3 separate regions of the Homo sapiens genome follow, and all the other regions are linked to region 1. A link is a loop called in an ENCODE intact Hi-C map of the cell type or tissue named here. Cell type or tissue: A673. All regions are shown on one strand. Region 1 overlaps BMPER (BMP binding endothelial regulator). Region 2 has its middle 260 kb from the start of BMPER. Region 3 overlaps NPSR1-AS1 (NPSR1 antisense RNA 1).

Evidence for each region. A loop is a pair of places that touch in the nucleus more often than their neighbours do. Peaks named below come from ENCODE experiments on the same cell type or tissue, not always from the same donor. Only the 100,000 strongest peaks of a DNase experiment are listed, where the experiment ranks them.
Region 2: it touches region 1 in a loop (6-fold over the local background); 14 of 110 quality-filtered maps call a loop at or near these places.
Region 3: it touches region 1 in a loop (7-fold over the local background); 5 of 110 quality-filtered maps call a loop at or near these places.

The regions. Positions count from the first base shown.
Region 1 is chr7:34,090,147-34,092,646 of GRCh38, reverse strand. All of the region lies in intron 13 of BMPER (BMP binding endothelial regulator), which reads right to left. Among named protein-coding and RNA genes, the nearest start is that of BMPER, 190 kb to the right of the region's middle. In A673, a CTCF peak has its summit at 1,151 (motif pointing left); a DNase peak (open chromatin) is centred at 1,106; H3K27ac peaks cover 611 bases.
Region 2 is chr7:34,164,957-34,167,456 of GRCh38, reverse strand. No RefSeq gene overlaps it. Among named protein-coding and RNA genes, the nearest start is that of BMPER, 260 kb to the right of the region's middle. In A673, a CTCF peak has its summit at 1,329 (motif pointing right); a DNase peak (open chromatin) is centred at 1,326.
Region 3 is chr7:34,429,559-34,432,058 of GRCh38, reverse strand. The region is part of intron 2 of NPSR1-AS1 (NPSR1 antisense RNA 1); the gene reads left to right. Among named protein-coding and RNA genes, the nearest start is that of NPSR1, 230 kb to the left of the region's middle. In A673, a CTCF peak has its summit at 1,500 (motif pointing right); a DNase peak (open chromatin) is centred at 1,528.

The sequences.
Region 1 (2,500 bases):
GAGGTGGAGAAGAACGAATGAAAGATTGAAGGGAAATCACCATAAAGCTTTGAGTCCAGCCTGACAGAAGGCTCAGAGCCAATGACAGGGCAAAAGGGATGCGACTATTAGGCAAATTGCTGAGTGACGCCAAGGTAAAGGACTAATCACCCCATTGGAGGTCCAGTTGTTGTAACACCATACAAGAAGAGGCTAGTTTGAGGACCTCAGGCAAACTGAGAGAGTCAGGGCAGAAACATCTGTGGATGCGAGTATTTCATAAGAAGACGACAAGCCCAAACACTACCTGAGGGACAGAAGAGGAACCAGGGGGTCCAAGAGACTTGTGAATTATAAATAGGCAGAGGTAGATGGAGAGATTCAGAAGGGTCATCTTGCCTGCCACTGGGAGTTGCAAATAGACTTGTGCAATAAGAAGTGCTCACGGCATTTGGAGCATCAAAGGTGGACCAAAGACTCTACTCACTCTGACCAGTTTATTACATGAAAAGACAGAGAAGTGTGCACACTTTGACTGTAAGTGTCTAATTGTGCATGGGGATAAAGACCTAAGATGAACTCAGAATTGGGGACAGCAAAAGTCACAAGGAGATCAGAGAGGATGCCAGTGAAAGGCAGGCTAGGAGAAGCAGCCCTTCTATGGGTGGTGCTGGGTGAAATACAAAAGGGTCAAAAAAGAAGAGGCTCCCCATTCCCCAGAGAACTTAAAATCCAATGCTGAAGAAATAAGAAGCAGTGCAACATAGAACATGAGTTAAATGATAATAAGCACAATTGGAATAACTAAAAACTAAAGAGCATTTTCCAAAGTCTAGGATGAAACTGGAGCTGTGTCTTCAGCTTAATTCATGCCTGAGGTTGCATTTTTAAAAAATTTTTTCAATCAGACCTTGGTGATGACCTTGAGCAGTAGGATATAAATAACTCCTACATGCTTAGAGTTCCAAAAATGGAACACTAGGCATAAGTGGGTTAAATCAATGTAGAAAGTGAAGGCATCTTAGGGAGGCAGGAGAATGACATGAACTCAGAGGCAGGGATGTTCATTGTGTTTGTAGACACGGTGAATTAAAAACAGACTTTTAAGGACTGAAATGTGATAAGTGCTACAACTGCGGTGTCTACTGCCACCTGGTGTCAGCATACCTTAATTACGAACTCAGTGTGACCTAACAGTTGAGTCGGCTAAGGAAAAATAAAAGGCATACAATGTCACACTTTAAAATAAAACATCCCATTTGATTTAGGACCCTAGTTCTAATGGCAGTTCTTGACAAGTCATTACAAGATGTAAACAAAAATGTTTTCAAGCATGTTGTTCTTTGAAGTAGGGGAAATTGACTTGATTTTAATTATAGAATAGCATTTAGCTTTATATGATTTTTCTCATACACAAACACATAAAGTCTGTACCCCTTGCCTGTATATTTTCTATTGCTTTATAATAAGTGATCAGTTTCCTTTGTAAGAACATACAAAGTCAGTCATTCAGGAAGTTTGTGATCTTCCCCTGGATGCAAGCCACTGGCAGTCCCAGGATCCCAGTATATCCAACACGAAGGTCCTGTCAGAGTTCCAGTGTTCTCCCGCACGACCTCCCACCTCCTACCTCCCAGTACCTCAACAGGAAAGGACACATCTGTGAATCCTCTGGCATGACTTCAATTCCTTACAGCTGTAAAATCCACTGCATGGAAGGAAAAGAACATTTCCTAGACTGGGAATCCCCAGACACTTTCCCAAACTGAACAAGTGAACAGGGTTTTCGCTCTGGTGAATGATACCCCGTCAAGGAGAGTGCAGAGAGGAAAACAGTCTTGAGATGATTGTGGTCTCTAAATGTCTGGGCTTCACTGCACTTCACATTCATTTTTCTGACTTCTCTGAAATGCAGTCCTGCCCTAACTTAAGAGTTCTGCTTTGTGGGCAAGTTATACTTACTTGCAACAATTTCTTCCAAGATGTGAGTCGAGTTAGGGAAAAAGCCCATTGCTGGTATTTCATAGGCACAAGGAATAAAAAACTTTCCCCAGTTTGACCCACAAAGGCATAGCTCATCTCCTGGCCTCTCGTTGTGCCCCAGGCTGCCCAGGGCTTGTCCTATCCTGTGGCCTAAGTCCACAGCGGGAAGGTAGGTTTGATACTGGCTGCTAAGGATCTCCAGAGAGCCTTTGTGGTGCGAGTTTGCCTATTCCTCTTGGATTGCTCGGTTGGCATCTGGGACATGAAGGGAGAAGCAATATGAGGCTGGAGAAGAGAGATGAATATGAGATGAAAAAGGAGAAAGAAGGCAAGAACACACCCAACACTTTTTCTCTTCGAGGTAGCCTACATTTGAATCCAAATATAATCTAAACAACTTCACGTTAATTTTTCCAGGTGGGTACACAGTACACTGCCTCTCCAGCTCCCAGGAATTTCTATAATGCACTAATAAAGGATAATGCAAACAATTATTAAAGAGGGTTATCTAATTTGAGAAGTCAATTAGCAAAGCTAA
Region 2 (2,500 bases), 75 kb before region 1:
GGTCCATCTATTTTTATAAAGGGCGGAGAAGGGAGTGGTGGGGGAAAATATCCAATCTCATTAAAATTCTCACAACGATTTAATGAGGATGAATTGTCTTCATTTTATAGTCAATGAAACAGGGGTTCAAAAAGATTAAGCAACTTGTTCAAGGTCACACTCAATGTTAACAGACATCCTGGAGTATAAAGGCAGTTTTCTCTGAATCCCATGTTCTTGGCCCTGGCTGCAGGAACCTCGCTGATACCACCAAGAGTAGGCAGGGATGCTTTCAGCAGGAAAAGCAGAACAAAAAAACAAAATAAAATGAGGAATCCTTGAAGTCTTAGATATAGAAAAAGGACGGGCGTAGCTGAACAATAACAGCAAACACATCTTAAGAGGCCAGTCCCTGAGGACACTTGCACCAGGAAGACAAATGGGCTTCAGATGCCCCCCACAGCCCCTAACCCACTTATTTTTATTTTCCTCCATGTTACCTCTATGATTTGGAATAATCTAAAAACTCCCTCTTTTTTTAACTTTTTTTTCTGATTTTATTATCTTTTTTATGATTTTTAAAAATTGACACATAATGATTGTACACATTCATGGGGTGCATAATGGTGTTTTGATACATGTAATGTATAGTAATGATATTATGGTAATTAACTATCATCTCAAACATTTGTCATTTGTTTGTGTTGGGAATAGTCAATATCCTCCTTCTAGCTATTTGAAACTACATAATATGTTAATATTAGCTAGAGTCATCCTATAGTGGTATGGAACACCAGGGCTTCTGTCTAACTGTAACTTTGTATTCTTTAACAAATCTCTCCCTAGCCTTCCTTTCAAGTATGGAAGGTATGGTAAGGGCAGTTCTAAACTCTACTTGAATTTCCCAAGTCAGGGAAGGGCCACCTGTGGAACCATTGCCTCTCCCCTGATGCCCAAGTACAGCTGCGTGCATACGGCAGAGGTCTAGTTTGGGCTTTCGCTTCAGTGGTCACTGGGAGAGAATTTCAGGGTTTCAGGATTTTCCCAGTTGTGATTTCATTTTATTGTCACAATAACTCTGTGCAATTGACAGAGTACACAGTAAATTCCCAAGGCATGTCCATTTATTTTGTCTGTTATTGTTGTTTAGCCAGTTTGTATTGAGTCTTTTCTTTAAGCTAGAAACTTTTAAATGAGCATGGATTTATGTAAATTAACCCAAATTATGCACCATATTAAAGGTTAAAAAGCTGAGGCTGAGAGTAGACCAGGTGCTCATACCAGATTACATAGCAGAATCAAAATCCAGATCAATCAGTTTCCCAGTACATGGCTTTTTCCACCAGGGGTCAGTAAACTCTCTTTCTGTAAAGGTCCAGATAGTAAACATGTAAGGCCATACTATGTCCATAACAACTACTCACCTCTGTCCTTGCAGTACAAAAGCAGTCCTAGACAATTTGTAAGAAATGAGCATGGCTGTGTTCCTATAAAATATTATTATTTTTTCTTTAAAAAAAAAAAGGCAGTCAGCCAGATTTGGCCCATAGACCATATTTTCCCATCCCTAGGGCAGACCACTACCTTGGTTCAGAAAGTGTTAGTGTTTTTAAGCAGGTCCTAAAATTCCTCTGTAATTGCTTCCCCAACCCAATGCCAATACACCTACTTGCCTTTCCTCTTTCCCTTCCTGAAAGTGTGGCTCTGTACAAGAATCCGGCATCTAAAATTAGTACTGGATTATATTCCTGTTCTCTATTAGATTGAAATGTACTCCAGTTACAGAAAAGCACATGTGCTGTCTCCCCAGGAGAAATTGCATATTTGTGCCAAGAGAAGCCTAGTCACTGGAGCTCTCCAAAATGCTTTCATAGACACCATGGCTCTATTAGTCAGTCTTGGAGTAAAGAGAAAGAGGCACATATTCTCAGGTCCCCCTAGGTGGTGTTTGGGCTTTAGCTGGGGATACCTGGACTTGAGGTGGCCATGACTGCCATCTTCTTAGCCATGCTGACATCTTGGCCCCTGCACTGCAAAATGTGAAGAATGGAGGACAAGATCAAGAGCACAGAATCCTTCAGGATACACGCCAAGCTCTGGGACCATCTGCTCTTCCACTGACATCTTCTCTGTGTATTCACAAAAGAGTATCTGATTAGATTGATGTGTGACCCTGCCCTCTGGCAGATTCTTGTTGAGTAGAGTCTTGCCCTGTATGCTAAGCACTATTCTAGGCGCTGGAGATATGTCAGTAAACAAAACCCCCGCTGTCGCAAACTAACATTCAGATGAGAGAAAAGAGGACAAAAGCAAACGAATACATCTATAATATTTTAGATAGGAAGAGAAATAAGGGAAAGGAAATGGATGGATGGATGAAAATGTACTATTTTAGATACGATGATCGGAAAAGAACTTCTAGATGAGGTGAGATCTGGCAGAGACTTGAATGAGATGAGGGGCTGAACCATATGACTATCTGAAGGAATCACATTCTGGGAAGAGGGAATAGCAAATGCAA
Region 3 (2,500 bases), 340 kb before region 1:
TTGGCCCCTACTGGGAGGTGTCTCCCAGTTAGGCTACACGGGGGTCAGGGACCCACCTGAGGAGGCAGTCTTTCCATTCTCTCAGATCAAACACCATGCTGGGAGAACCACTGCTCTCTTCAGAGCTGTTAGACAGGGACTTTCACGTCTGCAGAAGTTTCTGCTGCCTTTTATTCAGCTATGCCCTGCCCCCAGATGTGGAGACTATGGAGGCAGCCAGCCTTACTGAGCTGCGGTGGGCTCCGCCCAGTTTGAGCTTCCCTGGCCACTTTGTTTACCTACTGAAGCCTCAGCAATGGTGGACACCCCTTCCCCTGCCAGGCTGCTGCCTCACAGGTCAATATCAGACTGCTGCACTAGCAGTGAGCAAGGCTCCTTGGGCATGGGATCCGCCGAGCCATGTGCAGGATATAATCTCCTGGTGTGCCATTTGCTAAGACCATTGGAAAAGCACAGTATTTGGGTGGGAGTGTCCCATATTTCCAGGTACCATCTGTCACAGCTTCCCTTGGCTAGGAAAGGGAAATACCCCAACCCCTTGCACTTCCCAGGTGAGGCGATGCCCCGCCCTGCTTCGGCTTGCCTTCTGTGGGCTGCACCCACTGTCCAACCAGTCCCAGTGAGATGAACCAGGTACCTCAGTTGGAAATGCAGAAATCACCCATCTTCTGCATCGTTCACACTGGGAGCTGCAGACTAGCGCTGTTCCTCTTCAGCCATCTTGGAACAGAATCCCCGAAGCTGTGCATTAATTTTCAAATTTATAACACAAACATGATACTACAGAACTCTTCATCTTCCCTATTCTGATTCTTAATGGCTGTCAAGGAAGTTTCCTTAATGCCCTTTAGGACTCGTAAATACTGCTCTTAAAAAGGACTGCAATAGTCCACAGATGAACCACAACCCTCGTGTGCATTCTTTCCCACAAACTACCATTTGTAGTTCTTCAATTTTGTTCATATGCTGAGAGGATCTAAAACCACACTTAGATTGCAGTCCCTATGTGCACCTCTGTATTCTACCTTTGGTCCCACCACTTTTTTTTCCTTTGTGCCATCATTTATTCTCTTCAAATCACAGTGCTGTCTTCTCAGAAAAACGGGTTTGGACCATGGCATCTCTCATGCTCCTTCTAGGGCATTTACCCCTGGGCAAAGTGCCCTGACTCCTTCCTGGGAGCATCACACTTTGTGTAGCCTGAGCCCTCAACCATCATCATTATATTCCTCACCGGGGCAGAATAGCTTGGCAAAGGGAAATGTTTCATCTAAGATTGCACAATGCTCGTTCAGTAACTTGGCAGTGTCTCAACATGGAAGGTTCCCAGGCATCTTAAGAGAGCATTTCTCTCAGCTCAAATATTTGAGATTTCTGGTGTTATCTCTTTCTGATTGTTTCTTCCCTTAGAGTCATTTTCTTCTGTGCTGCTTTCCCTCTGTCCATCAAGAGTAAGAGAAATACAAGAGACAGTTCTGTCTTCCCGCAGTGTCCCTGGCTGAGTAGCACCTCCCTCCAGCAGGGGGTGCCTCTGTGTAATTTTTGTAACACCTGATGACTGATGTACAATTGTTCATGTTATCGTTGCTTCTGGAAGGCATAAGAAAAAAGTTCCTTTCTAGAGCATTGGTTTCCTCCCTAGGTTTTCTTCTGCTCTCAATCACAAGACCCAGTCATCCTTGGAAGTAAAACAGATAAAATTCCTGCATTACAGAACATTTTAAATGGGTATATATTAGGAGTCATTTTCTTTCATTTTAGGGCTGATATTTCTAAAGAAATCACTGGTTTTTCTAATAATCATTCCCATTCCATTGCTTTTTGCCACCAGGCACATAAAGCCTTGACAATACAGGTGTGTTTTAATATAACTTATAAATAATAAATAGAGACTCCCAAATCTCTGTCCAATTCTATTAATAAAACATATGACTAGTTCTCAGAAAGTTGCACATTTAATGAGGGGTCCACACACTTTATTCTCAAAAGTCTTTTTTCTAGATTTGAACAACCATTCTTCTCCTGCAATTTTGGTGAGCAGGAAATTACAGCCAAACCTCTCTGTCTTCATCCATTTGTGCTTCTAAGAAAAAACACCACAGACTAAGTAATTTATAAGAATAAAAATTTATTCTTAATGGCTCTGGAGTCTGAGAATTCCAAGATCAGGGTGCCAGTAGGACGGGTGTCTGATTAGGGCTGCCCTCTGTTTCCAACATGGTGCTTTGTTGCTGATCCTCCAGAGAGGACCAACACTGTGTCGTCACGTGGCAGAGAGGGCAGAATGGCCAAAGAGTTTCCTTTAAACTCAACCCCTTTTGTAATGGGGTGAAGCCCTCATGACTTAATCACCACCTGAGGCCACCTCTTAATACTGTTGCATTGAGATTCAGTTTCAATGTGCATTTTGGAGGGGATACCATCATTCAAATCATAGCACTCCCATTCTGCTGATGATATATTTAAAAGCATTTTGCTGTTTGGGGAGTAAGGCACTATT